2 separate regions of the Mus musculus genome follow, and region 2 is linked to region 1. Evidence: chromatin contacts called from ENCODE Hi-C or POLR2A ChIA-PET data. All regions are on one chromosome and are shown on one strand. The core of a region is the stretch at or near the end of the contact, and the rest is flanking DNA. Distances in the headings are between cores, read along the strand shown. Region 1 holds the start of Stradb (STE20-related kinase adaptor beta). Region 2 holds the start of Fam126b (family with sequence similarity 126, member B).

What was found. A loop is a pair of places that touch in the nucleus more often than their neighbours do. ChIA-PET counts read pairs that join two places held with the same protein, here RNA polymerase II (POLR2A).
Region 2: a loop to region 1 is called in a map of heart, with 2.4 times the contacts of the local background. The contact joins the promoter of Fam126b here to the promoter of Stradb in region 1. A Hi-C loop is called at or near these places in 1 of 37 maps with a recorded cell type or tissue (heart). POLR2A ChIA-PET finds 5 or more read pairs at or near these places in 1 of 5 experiments (embryonic stem cell).

The regions. Positions count from the first base shown.
Region 1 is chr1:58,970,088-58,977,308 of GRCm38, forward strand. It overlaps Stradb (STE20-related kinase adaptor beta), which reads left to right and starts at 3,435. Exons shown (of 12, transcript NM_172656.6): 1 at 3,435-3,763; 2 at 6,872-6,978. The coding sequence starts at 6,967. It overlaps Trak2 (trafficking protein, kinesin binding 2), which reads right to left and starts at 3,395. Exons shown (of 16, transcript NM_172406.3): 1 at 3,150-3,395.
Region 2 is chr1:58,583,785-58,591,005 of GRCm38, forward strand. It overlaps Fam126b (family with sequence similarity 126, member B), which reads right to left and starts at 2,549. Exons shown (of 13, transcript NM_001310598.1): 1 at 2,428-2,549. Ndufb3 (NADH:ubiquinone oxidoreductase subunit B3) reads left to right here and starts at 2,613. Exons shown (of 3, transcript NM_025597.3): 1 at 2,613-2,886.

The sequences.
Region 1 (7,221 bases), core at 2,185-4,684:
CACATGTAATGTTTCCCCACTGCTACCAAATCCTCCATTTTATCCCTTCAGTTTAAAGCTCCTTGGATCTCACACAAAGCCGTCCTTATCTTTCCAGCTCCGGCTCCAGCCCTCAAAGCTCACGGTGAAACCTGAATCACCGAGTCACATCTCAAAGGCTTTTTGTACACCATGCCCTTCGCCTGTGACACCTGTTTATTATTTACTGGGGCTACAAGGACAAAGTACCAGAGCCTGGGCAGGTTAAATAACATTCTCTCCTAGTTGAGGGAGTTGGAAGTCCAAAATGAAGGTACTGAAAGGTCTGTTTTCTCCTGAGGCCTGTCTTCTTGGCCTTGGTGATAACTTTTACTTGACTCTCCCTATGCAGGTGTAGTGTGTGTTCAGAAGCCCGACACAAATACAGATATGTTTTCAGGCAACGAGGGTTAGGTTGGGCTACCACCTAAGAATTTGGAAAACATGATTCAGCCCTTTACAGCGCTTATACCTCTGCCTTGCCCAAGCCTTTCCTTCTGCCCCCAATCTGTTCCAAGCCTCTGAACAGCGCTGTCATAGTGCTCAATACACTAACGGAACTCTGGCTTCTCTTCTCTAGGACACACTTCTTAACAGTGAAGATTATCCTTATCATCTAGGACAGCAACCTACAGAAAATACTTAACAGACATTTGATGAGAAGCAGAGGGAAGAACATGGACCTTAAAGTACAGATCCAAATCCCAGCTCTATTGTTCCCCAAAGAGGTAGGGAAGTCACTTAATGTTGAGTTTCCATCTATATAAAGAGTTGCAATAGTGCACAACTGAATTAGAGTAAAACTACTCAGGTTTTGTTGCCAAGTTAAGTGCTTAGATGTTGAAGTAAAGGTTGGATCCTGGCTGGTTTGACAGCCACTGCTATCACTCAGTAATTACATCATTTTGAGTACATTTAATATGCTGCTTTAGTTGCCAATCTGTTAAAAGCAAACAAACAAACCAACAACAACTACCTCAGGCGCTATAATGGCCATGATAACTAGGTAAAATGTTCAGCTGGGTGTGCAACACACTGTATTATTCCTATGCTTCCTATTATTGATATTATAAGAACAGGTCTGAACAGACGTGACTAGATGCTCCATGTGACTGTCACGTCAATGACTCAGGTTTCTTTCCAAGTAAGTAGGATAACTTAATGAGGTTCAAAAGCTGGTCCAGGGCCAGCAATGTGGCTGAGAGACAAAGGTGCATGCCACCAAGACTGACACCCTGCGTCCTCAGGACACACATAGTAGGAAGAGAAAACCCAATCCTACAAGTGGTCTTCTGATTTCCACATGCATTCATGCAGGCGTGCTCCCAGGCACACACACACAGCAACAAACAAACAAACAAACGTAATTTTAAAAACGATACAGTCATGGAAGCACACAACTTTAATCTCAGCACGCAAGAAACAGAGGCAGGCAGATTTCTGTGAGCTCCAGGTCAGCCTGAGCTACATAGTGAAATTGTCTCAAAAAAGTAAAACAAACAAACAAAAAAAAAACCAACAAATCCAAAACAAAAAAAGGAATCATACAGATGATATAAATGAGCTGTAGACAAGAAGAAAATGAGCAAGAACTACAGTGCTACCATCCCCCATCCCTCATGTTGGCTCTAATATAGTCTGGGCAGTGAAGTAAAAACATTAAAAGGCCAATTTCCATAGTCTTTATGACTATGAATGTTAAACATTCATAGGGAAGAATAACAATGCTTTGTGACTATGGATGTTAAGCATCTGCAGTGAAGAATAATAACCATAGAACCATAAAACCCGAGAACTGGAAAGCACCTTTGTGATATAAGTCCAATCCTATCATTTTTTTTTTTAAGACATAAAGGCATCCAGGTGGATTTGGAATGAGCTCTTAGTGTGTTAATGAGCAGTTCTATGAGGGATGAGACTAGCAGACAAGAGTGTACAATTTGTTCAGAGGGCTAAAGTGGGAGTTACGGATGCATTCATAGTCAAGGAATGATGGAGCGAGTACTAGCAAACTATGAAAATTCTTCTTAACCATTCTTTTAACCTGGTTCATAACTTTGAGGCAAAGCAGGTATGGGTGTAAATCTCGACTTGATACAGAAAGTCTCCAGTGCAACTAGTGAGCAATGTGCGTGGTTAGGTGAACCGTGTACATCATCACATCAGTAAAAATGGGTATGGGTAAGAGCACTGTCTTTCACATAGGTATGTATGTGCTGGTTAAACATCTGAGGCTTGCCAGATACTACCTAATTTTAAAAATAGAAAGCTGGAGAGTGGCCGAGATGATAAAGTGCCTTTAATTTTGCCCTTTCCCACCACCAAATGTCCTTCACAATTCGTTTTCAAGTGTCACCACCATTAATATGCTATTTGGAGCTCACTGTAGCTCAGACTTTTAACAGGACAGCAAAGATTTGAAAGGTCACAAACATTTTTACTAAGGTAGAGCAAGAACTCTGAGTCTAGCTCATTTTGTTCAGTGGTCCTTACATAAGCTAAGTGAATTTCCAGCGAAATATTACCATCTTTCCTGATGCAGAAAAAGATGCATAAGCAGGTAATTGACTTCACTGCCATAATTGTGATTTAAAAAAAAAAAAAAGTGTCTGGGACTCAGAAGTGCTGGCACTGGAAAACACAACTGCCAATATTCATTCTTTTTGCTTCAACCAAAAGTCTTTCTGTCTGTCTGTCTTCCTTATTTCTTTTAAAAAGACATGTGGCGTTTGGTTCCAAATCAATTACAAATAAAAGCCCAATAAAGAAAGAGCTCTTTCTAGTGTCCTTTCCTCCCATTTGCATCACAGATGGCCACCGAGAGCTTAAGGTTTAACGTCCAGACACTAAAGCCACTCATCCTAAAACGACAGAGCTCCAGATGGACTCTGTCTGGCAAAGGATGGGAAGCTGCCAATCTTCAGAGGTGCAGATAGGGTGAATCCCGGAGGCTACCGCCCAGTTCCCATCAGTTTGCACCCACACTTGGGAAACATCCCTTTCCCATCTCGGGGCGGAATCCTTCCGTGAGTGACCTCTGGGGACCAGAGGGACGCGGGACAGGAAGGCTTCTCTGCCTTTGAGAGAAGTTGACAAGGGCAAGTTCGAATCGCACGCGGGAGCTTACTCACGGGAATGGCCCGGCGTCCTCGCTCTTCCGCCCACACTCGCTCAGGAAGAAGCCCCTAATGCGCGGCAGCCTGAGAGCAGCATCTGAAGCAGCCGCCGCCGCCACCGAGCTAACCCCCCCGGGCGTGGCAGGAACTGGCAGGCGCTCTCACATCATCACCGGGCGACCTTGGAGCTGCAGTGACGCCGGTTCAATGGCAGCCCCCACCCAGCTAGGGAAGCTAAAAAGGAGACCCACTCTCCCAACAGGCTTTGCGGCCCTAGCGCAAAGCCTTCTGGGAACTGTAGTTTGCTTTCCGTCCCGCCTACAGCTCGAGGGCCCCGCCTCCTCACTCCAGAGCTAGAAGCTGGAGGCGCGGTGGGGCGGAGCGGCGGGCCCCGACCCCGCTGGGGTGGGGCGAATCCCGTCCCGGCCGGTTGCCCCGGGCTAGGGCAGAAGTCCAGGCCGACCGGCCTTCTCCAGGCCGTGCTGCACTTCTGTGCCTTGAGGCTCACCCTGGAAGCCGGCCTAGTGTTTTCGCCTCGCCCCTTCGCGAGGCAGGTCCCGGGGCTCGCGCGTGTCGCCTCCCCTCAGCGCCCGCTGTCTGGAGAGTCGCTGGCCTTGGTCACCGCCTAGGTAATGAGGGGAGGCAGGCCAGCACGGGATGGTGTGGGGACCCGGGGAGCGACAGGGAACGCAGGTCGGTAGGTGCACAGCGGAAGGCTACAAGGCCAGTCCTCGCCTCCGCTCCTTACCGGAGTTGACACGGCCGGCCGAGCAGCCGCTGGAGTCTGCGGGACGCCGGCTCCCGCTCTCTGTCTCTGTGCCAGCGCACGGGGGGGCCGGGGCTCCCGGGTGCCCAGCAGCGGTGCCAGGTGCAGGAACCCAGCTACCGCCGCCCCGCTCCCCCAGCTCTTACCTTTGGTAGCGCACACAGGCCTGGCGACTTCCCAAGCTGAAGACACTCTGGCCCCAGACCTGTCTGCTCAGAGACGTCGAAGGGACCTTTTTCCAAATTAAATGTCCAGGCTTCGTTTTGTCTTCAGTGTTTACATTTGATGTCTTGTTTTCCCCTCGTGGGTTTGTTATGTCAAATACCTTTCCTCCAAACTTGATCATGATTTGTGACAGCACCTGCATAGCACAGTGCTTGGCACTCCGTAAATATTTGTTGAAACCATGAGTCATGATACTAAGTTTGGAAAATTGGATTAAGCTGTGTGCTTCGCTATGATCTTTGTTAAGGTTTTATGAGATTTCAAGATCACCTTGAGAATTACTGTAATTTTGAAGCCTAACAAAGAGTATTGGTAGGTTTTTTGTTTTTGTCGGCATTTCCTGTAACAGTAGACCATTGAATACCTCGATTAACGCAAAACCCAAGTCTTGTAAATACATAGCCCCTCTGGTGTCCATTTAAAGTGTTAACCTTTCAAATGAAAGGCCTGGGTATGACTTCTATATTATGCAACAAATTAGATTATTTATAAAGCTTTATTGTGGTTAGCTTTTTAGGTACAATTGCAAGGGACTACACTGAAGTACTCATCATTATGTTTAGGAATACAGGTTTCTTAAATATATATATATATATATATATATACATATACATATATATATATACACATATATATATACATACACACACACACATATATATATACATATATATGCACACATTTATGAGTAAATACATACACACATATTTTAAAGATGGGGTCTCACTATGTTGGTATCCCTAGATGGCTTAGAACTCACAAAGATCAGCCTGCGTCTGCCTCTGCCTCCTGAATGCTGGAATTAAAGGCATGTTCCACCAAGCCTCAGCAAGCTTCTTTATTTTTTTACTTTATAATTTACTTTTAAGGATTTATAATCTTAGCATAGTAGCAAAAACTAACAGCAGATCTTTCATTCAACTCCTTTGCCATGTGCAGCTGCTGCCCTGACCTCAAAATGTCTTGAAAAATTATCTGTTAATAGTGTGGTATGCTGAAGGTAAAACTTCTGAGATTAAACCACCCCACTGGTAGTAACAGTTCTAGAAGACTGTGACCTGACTTTTTTCAAATTGTTTTGTTGTTTAAAACAACAAACCCAATAACAACGTGCTGTAAAGCAGATACAGAATCATGGTAACCACAAATTAATCACCAGACCGCCTCAGGTAAAGTCAGCAGCAGGTCAGGGCCTGGTGTTAATTACTTGTGTGTGTGTGTGTGTGTGTGTGTGTGTGTGTGTGTGTGTGTTGGGGGGGGGTGTCTTTCGGGCTCACCAGCTCCCATCCCACAGTGGCTATTCATTAAGTGTGTTAATACAGACTTTCTCTGTGCGGTTTCCTTCCTTATTTGGGTGTTACCTTAGAATAGATTGATAAAAGTGAGCTTTTACTGGGTCACAAGCTGTGAATATTTTCATTGTTATTCACAAGTCCCCAGCTTGCTTTTCCTATGATCCTCAATATTTTGTCTTAAAGTGTTGCACTTGTCTTTGTTGCTTTGTTTGTTTGTTTGTTGAGAAAGTTCCCTTGTGTTTCCCTGGCTGTCCTGGAATTAGCTCTGTAGACCAGGGTAGCCTTGAGTTCTGGGCTTAAAGGTGCATGCCAGCACTGCCCTGCCATGCCTGTCTTTTATATCCTAGAGTGTATACAAAATGTCATACATTCGTCTGCTCTCAGTCATCCTGAAGGATAGGCAACCCAGGCATCGATCTCCTCGTCTCATACCCAGCCTCCTACCCCCATGCCTTAAGTTCGCATTAATTCTTGGCAGGTGACAAGAGTAAGTTTTCCAGTCCTTCTTTTCCTTCCTCTACCTTTGGCTTACAGAGGTTCTCCTGAGAAAATCCACTTCTTCCCTAAGCAATAAAATTGGATAATACTTTGTAATATCTATGGTCTATAAACTTCCTTTCCTCGTTTTGTTTAGCTATTTGTGGATGCCTTGATCAAATATGGGCTTTGACTAAGATGAAGTACTGGAACCAGTTTCAAGAGGTGATGTTTAGAAAGGACCAACCAACTCTAGCAAATACTCCCCCTCTCTATTGAAAAAGACCCAGAAGATTTGGGTGGTCAGTTCGTAGCTCTATGAACCTGAAGAAGTTACCATGTTCTGAATATATCAATGAAAATGGACAAGAGTTGCTTGCATAATAAAATGCTTAATTTTGAGTCTGTCAACAAACAGTTGAGAACATCATTTTTACATGAAAACTACAAAGTGTTTTTCTTAGCCCATTACAAACCCTGTTTCAAATTTGTGAATCCTGGACCTCAAATGAGTTAGTAGGTGGTTAGTCAGAAATCTGCGGAGATTCTCAAAGTCTACTTGTAAATGGAATCATTGGAAATTCTTAGGATTTATTTTCGAGTGACACTACTTATATAAAGACGGTTCAACACTGCTTCTCTGTTGCCTTCATGTTTGTTCAGGGCAGAAAAAGATAGGATAGAGGCAGTATCTTGTGACTTTGGAAATAGAAAAATCTCTTTAGCATTCTTCCTTTCAGGAGCTGGCTAAGAACAATGCTTTTTTCCTGTCATTTTTTATTATTGTTGTTTTATTTATTTGTAATCCAGCCATTTCATCTCCCCACTGTCTCTGAGAGGATGCTCCCCTGATGCTCAGAAGTGGCACTGGCCTTTGTGCCAATGAGCAGCTGTCTAAGTATCTGATAAATTATAACATCTAGTTCTTCAAGGAGTTTATGCAAATCTAAATAATTTTGCTTTTGTTTTTATAGTGGGCTATATCTGCAACTTGAAGGGAAGATAAAAGAAACATCTTCTTTGGAATAGATGGGAATTTTTTTCACTTTCTGTGAACTAAAGCGATTCAATGTCTCTTTTGGTAAGTTTTGTTATAATTTTATACCATCAGAGTAGTTTGATCTGGAACAAAAGACATTCAGATTTAAGCTCTGAGATGCTTTGACCTGAATGACCTGTGGTCTTGAGAATGATGTTAAACTCTCATTGAGTTTTGTCTTTTTCAAAATAAGTTTCTCCTACACTGTCTTTAAATATACCCACTCTTCCAATTCTTTGTCCCAGATCTATTTGTTTTCATATAGTTTGCTTAGATGCCAGTCAT
Region 2 (7,221 bases), core at 1,299-3,798, 390 kb before region 1:
CAATCTGTTCTGGCATTAAAAGAACAACAAAATATTATTTTTGTTGACAGTACAACTTGGTTGAGGTTTCTGCCCATATCATTTAAAAAAAATGTTTCATGGAAAGCAGTTAACTTTAACTATGTAGTACTTTTTTTTCTATAATAAAGCTCAGTCAGACTGAAAATCATTCTAGACCTTAATATATTACAATAAGAAGTAAAAATTGTGAACTACCAGCAGTGAAACAAATCAATACTAGCTATTAAGAAAGACTTTAAGGACTGGCTGTGGTGGTGCACCAGTACTCAGGAGGCAAGGTGCGTGGATATCTATGAATTCAAGGACAGCCCACTCTACATAGTGACTGTCTGGAGAGAAAGAGGAGGGGGGAGGAGGGGGGGGAGGGGAGGGGAGGGGAGGGGGAGAGAGAGAGAGATTGATTAAAGATTATATTAAGAAGCAAAACATTCAAGAACCATTTTGAAACAAGCAAAAATATTTCCTTACAATTAGTGTGTCAAATCACTTACAAATAGTTTTGACACTGAAATCTTTCAAAAGACAGAATCTCTATGATTTATAAATAATCATCCAGATCCTATTAGAAGCCAATTTGGGACTGTTTTTTAAACTCTTTGGTAATTCCCTACTCAAGTGTTCAATTTATGGCATTCTACAATGACACCTACTGGCCACTGAAAATCAACCATTAGTTCTCTCAAACAGAGTGGGCTGGTTACATAAGAGAGACACAGAAACACACATGCTCTCTCTTAAATCAAACTACCTAAAGGCAAATATTTGTTTTCAATATGTAAACACCGTATTTTTTGTATGTAAAGCACTATAGAATTTCACCTAAAGCAAAATGTAAGCTTTCTTTGTGACCAAAATACCATTATTCTTGTAAAAAGATAAAAGACAAGCAATAAAACACCAGTATCATTTAAATTTTTTTATTTAAAGCACTGACAAATACCTCAGTGTGCTGGACATTTCAAAACAAATACTAATGACCCATTTCTACTCAAACAATATTTTGAGAGAAAAATTCTAGCTTTATATGTATATGCATAAATGTTTATGTATATGTATGTTTATGTTATGTATATGTATAAATATTTATGTATAAATGATCAATAGTAGAAAAAGATTACATCTTAGAAAGTTTTTCTAACATGTAGTTAAATAACAAGCCCAGAAAGACAATATACTTCCTGGATACATTTGTCCTCATCGTCTAACTTGACGGCAGCATCTCAGGCCTCTTACATTTTAATAATTTATAGTGCTACTTTTTAAAGATATTTTTCCAATGAGTTATAAAAGTGCCCTTCCACAATATTCGCCGACAGGGATTTGTTTAGGACTGTATTTCACCATTCAAACCGTGGATTTAAAAGACTTTTCAAAACAAAATAGTTTTAAATTTGTACATAAATTTTATCTATGTCCATGACATTCAACGAACTTATTTTTTTAAGCCTAAGGCATAACTCACAACTAGCTTCCTAGACTTAACAAGGGAAATCACTTAAAAGTTGACACTCCTCTGCTAAGATTCCCAACTTATTTTCACAGTCCTTAACACTGGGGGCGAGTTGTCTACCAATTTACTGTTCATTTTCTAATCTACATTTATCTTCGTCTATAGATTTAAAAGGCTCTCCACTTTTCTGAAGGTTAAAGCCGCAAAGCAAATTCCTGTACTACAAAACACGAATCTGACAACATTCCTCTAAAGCTAACATCGTGTTGTCTCGCAACCAAAGTCCATATTTGGGATAAGCGCTTCGTGACTACTCTTGCCTTCACGCTGTCCTCCTCCTACAGACCCTGCCTCGGTAGAGAGAACGCTGGAGCCAACAAGAACAAAGTGCTCAGATACATCAATGGGTTGCAGAGCTCTTCTTCTACCAGGGTCAGTCGAGTTACTTGGAAAAATAACTGCCATGGGTTACATAATGTACAACCACCAATTTCTAGAGCTGACCACCAATAAATATCTTTCTTCTCCGCACCTCTCCCCATCCCAGCAAACGGCCCTAAGAACACCTAGGATTTCACGCAGGTGTCTGCAATACCACGTCCTTCTCTTACCTGAGGCTTCTTGCAAGACATCCCTTCAGCCCTCACTACCTGTGTCTTGCTCCCGCCTCCTTCCCGCCTCAGCCCGCGCCACCGACACCCTAACGCCCTTGCTAGGGCCCCAAGTTGCCCCACAACACTCATCCCCAAGCCGCCTCGGCAGACGCCTTCTCCTCACGACCCTCCCGAGCTTGCTCCCAGGTCTGCAGGGCTTCGGATCCAACAGTCCTGCTGCCTTCCCACTTCACCTTCGTCAGCTCCCGACTACGGCGTCCGAAGCCGGAGGAGAAATTCCTCTTCACCCGGCACCGTGCGCCCCCCCCCCCGCAACCCCCCCAAGACAGCACCGCCGCCTACCTGTCACCCCGCAGCCTCAGGCTTCCTACCGCCACCGCCACCGCCACCGCCTCCCGCAGCAGCCTGCCAACTGCAGCATAACAACCAGCCTTCTCATTGAGTGGGCCCACGCGCTTAATAACAACCGCTCTCATTGGCTGCGCTATGACTTTGGCCCGCCTCTCGGTGCTCCGCCTAAAGATTCCGTCCTGGAGCAAGACAAACACGGCTTTATCGTCCTTCTCCTCAATATCTTCTACCTCAAGCAGACTCCAGCTGCAAAGTGTGGGAAATAATCTCTACTTCCAGGCTCCTTCATGTCATCTCTACGTTGTCTGGGAGCCTTGCGCCAGTACCGGAACGTTTACCATCTCCCCCATTTTCCTGTCGTAAGAAACTAGAGGAAACAACGTCCGTTTCCGGTTGTCTCCGGCTGTAAGGTTGAATATTGAGTGTCCCGGGAGGTCAGATTGCTGTCAGGTAATTTAGGGAGCTGGTGGGAGACTTCTGGATTACGCATAATCTAAACTTTATCCAGGGAATGCAGAAGTGGAGAGGGCTGAAGGGATCCGATAAGACCGGGAGAAGATCCGGGATCTAGCTAGGGAGCGCCGCTGCAAGGTTCTTGCTGGGCTGTGTTGAGGCGGATGAAGGATGTCTTGAGAATTACGATGGTTGTTAAATCCCAGAGATGTTTTAAACCGCCGCTACCAGATGCAATGTACTCCTCGCCTCCTGGCTTTTTGGGTTGTATTTGAATAGGGTAAAGAACAGCTCAGACCCGAAAATACTTAAAACTAGAAGAAATAATTGCAACGGTTGCTTCACAAGCTTGTATTTTAAGTACGGTTTCCCAAATATAAGTGTTTACGACACAGTGCTTAAGTGAAAAAGAGCAAGTCACAAAATCAAGACTACTGCATAATCCTAGGATTAAGGATTGGATACTAAAGTAATAGCAGTTCATTTGTATTTTCCCATATTTTAATGGTCATCTCAGTTTTTAAATGAGGGAAATTTGAGATACACCCTTGAAAATCCCTGATAAACTGTAAAATTATATGTAATGGATGTAACATTCTTCTTCCTTAGGGAAAGCAAGTCAACATTTCCCCAGTGCTAGATAGAACAAGCCATCGTTAGTGAAGGTTGATCATCACCAAACTTTTGAGTTCACTTCTGACATAGGCAGATAGCATTTAAATTTTCCATAATTATGTGTTCATTCATGGTTGAATCCTTTTTTTTTTCTGTTCTTAAACGGACAGTTCTAAAGGTGAAATAATTTCCTGTTGTTGAGCCCTCAGTGCAGTAGAACTCGCTCATTCTGTGGAAGAGGAGAGAACCAGTTGGATTAGGTTGCCCTCTGACCTCTGCATGAACATCCACACACACACACACACCACACATGACTTTAAAGAAATACTCTTAAAAATAGGAGCCCAGCATGATGCACAGGCTTGTACTCCTGGCAGTTGGGAGACAGAGACAGAAGGAGTAAGAGTTCAAAGTTTCCCTGGCTACATACCAAGTTTGAGGTGAGACTGAGCTTTGTGAGACTGTCTCAAGTAAATAAACAATATTCTTGTAAGATAGGGGTGGCTCATACCCCAGTGATACAGTAATGTGTGCTTTATTTGGAAAAAAAAATCTAATAAACATATTCAATGTCATGCACATTCAGGAATTTCTCTTAAGAGATAACATCCAGTAGAAATGCAATGGAAGCCATATATGTAAAATTAAAATTTCTAGTAGACAGTAAAAGTAAAAAACAAATTCATCTAACCCAGTATGTTAAACATATTTAAGCCTGAAGCCTGGTGTGGTTGCCTTTAATCCTAGCACTTGGGAGGTAGAGGCAGGTGAGTCTCAGAGTTCAACACTAGTCTAGTATACAGAGCAAGTTCCCGGACAGGGCTACACAGAGAAACCTTCTCTTGAATAAATATGTATATTTATATATACTATTAATGAATTATTCTACATTTCATGCTGTCAAAAATGTATGTACTTTATATATGCAGTATATATGTATATGTGTATATATATATGTGTATATATATATATATATATATATATATATATATATACACACACATATATTGTTTTCATAAATATAAATACTTGGTCTGTATTTGTATTTTTAGGTTGAAAAACTACACTTGAAAAAAGTATTCATACACCCAGATAAGTCCAAATACACTTCAGTATTTTCTTATAATTGATTTAAGAGTTTGCTTTGATACTTGCTACTCTTCCAGAGGACCTTAATTGGGCTCCTAGCACCCACACCAAATGGCTCACAATCACCAACTATTTATTACTTCAGCTTCCAGGAATCTAATACCCCTCTTCTGGCATCCAAGGACACTCCCATGCACATCACACACACACATACCACAAATAAAATCTTTTTAAAAAGAATTTATTTTGAAATTTAAATTAATTAAAATTCCCAGTTCCTTAGCTCTTTAGCCACATTTTAAATGTTAAAAGCTACCAAATGAGACAGCACATATCCAGGAGAGGACTTGGTGGCCATACATATCTGAATGTCCTTTCTCCCACCACCCTTACCTCCGCACCCACCCACCCCCACCTTGATTTTTGAGACAGGGTTTCTCTGTGTAGCTCTGACTGTCCTGGAAGTTGCTCTGTAGACCAGGCTGCCCTCCAGCTCAGAGATCCTCCTGCCTCTGCCTCCTGAGTGCTGGGATTAAAGATGTGCGCCACCACGCCTAGCAAGTGCTCCATTTTCTAGGTCATGCCAGTTTCTTCAGAACATTGGTGCTCAGTTAGTCTTACCACTTAGATATGAAAATGGAAGGCACACCACAGGGTGTTCTCTGCATTCTCCAACTTGCAAGATAGATTTTAGTTCTTGTTATATGAAAGAATAGAAGTCCAGAAGGACTGAGTGATTTTCCTGCATTTCTTAGCTACAAGTATTCATAAAAAGGTAAATTTAAACTCTTCCATCGAACATTCGAGATTTTATTTTTGATTTATACCTATTTTGAAATAATAGTAATTTTTGTTTTACATTTTGAGATGGGTTCACATGATGGTGCCCATTATCAGCCTTAAACTCGTGTGAAGTGGGCCTCCTGCCTTAGCCTCTCAGGTGGCTCTAACTACATGCATGTGTGCCTTCCTTCAGCTAAGGTATAATGTTTAAAAAGAAAACAAAGACTCCTTAGATATATGTTTATTCATCTTTATCTTTTGGAAATAACTATAGAAGAATTTTTTCTAAAATATTGTAATTAGATAAAATATATTGGCTTTATTAAAGAAATTTGTGCAAGAGAAATGAGTATAGAGTTTCATGTTTTCCTTCAAAAACTTACATTGCAAATTAATATTTTGAGTGTTGTTGTCTTAACTTGTATTTCGTGGCTACATTTTAATTTTTCGAATATGGAGATCTTTAACATAATGTTCTGTGATTTAACTTTTGGAGTGGGGGGTGGGCAGTGTTTGATACAGGGTTTCCTCTGTGTAACAGAGCCCTGGAATTCCACCTGTAGACCAGGCTGACAAAGAACTCACAGAGCTTCACCTGCCTCTGCCCCTCAACCGCTGGGTTAAAGGCATGCATCACTATGCCCAGCTGATTTCTTTACATTTTTATAAATTTTAAGTTTTGGTTAATTCATTAGTTACTGTGTTCATTTTTTCCTATATCCTAGTATTACTGTTTAATGAAATGAGCATTTCATATAGTGTCTTCAGCATATACTAATAAATCTTATTTTTCTCTGTTTTGTAAAATCCCATTTTGAAAGATCCTGTCCTACTGTTGGACTCCTCCTATTATTAAGTGGAGATATAATGGTAGAATTTTTTTTGGTTTGGTTTTACTTCTAGAGAGCAATGATTATAGAAATCCAACTGCTACCCTTATATGAGTAATAATATAGCACTATTCATACCCTGGAATTTTAAATTCATAGCAACTTAAATGAGGACTAAGATAAAGTTTATTTTTACACTAGCAAAACAAGCTGCAAAACAACAACCATTCATATTCTATTTACAAAGGTAATTTATTAAGAAGGTGTCTGCAAGTAAAATTTTAAAAAAGAAAGAAAAAAAGGGTGTCCTCAGGTGGAATTGGTCAGTACTTGAGCTAGTACACTCCAGCACGGCGCCTGATTTTTGAGGCCTGTAAGCTAATAGTGTTTGTGCAGTTGAACTTGTACAGCCATTTCCATGCTATGTACAGAATAGTGGTCTTAAGTTCCAGGTAGGCAAACTGCTAACCTCTAAAAAGAGATTTTATTTTTCATCAAAAGACCTATATCATATCTATTTTAGTTATTTAGTATATTTTAGATTTTACCAGTAAATCTTGCTGAAAACACCCCTCCTGTCCTCAATTTTACCTCTTTTGCCCACAAGAACCAAAATATTTATTCTCTGGTTCTTTATAGAAAATGTTCATGTACTCTTGTATATCTAAAATGATTAATATGTATTTTTGAAGAACTAGCTAAAGAAAGATAACAAAACGTCATGTACTCTTTCCTGCATATTCTTGCAGTAAGACTGAGGAGAGGAAACGGTTATCTAGGCATTACTAGGAGGGACTGCAGAAGCCAAAGCACGAGAGGAAAGTACTAATTATGCTGTCCATTAGCTATCTTCTGACCTTCAGAAGGTACTGCTTGGAGTCTCATTGTCTTCATCTATAAAAGGGTTTTTTATTTACTTTTATAAACTTTTTGTACAGTTTTTACTTTTTGTAAAAGCTTTCTAGTTAGATTTTAAGAATGTATCTCTTTTCAAAACATTTCACTTGAAACATAG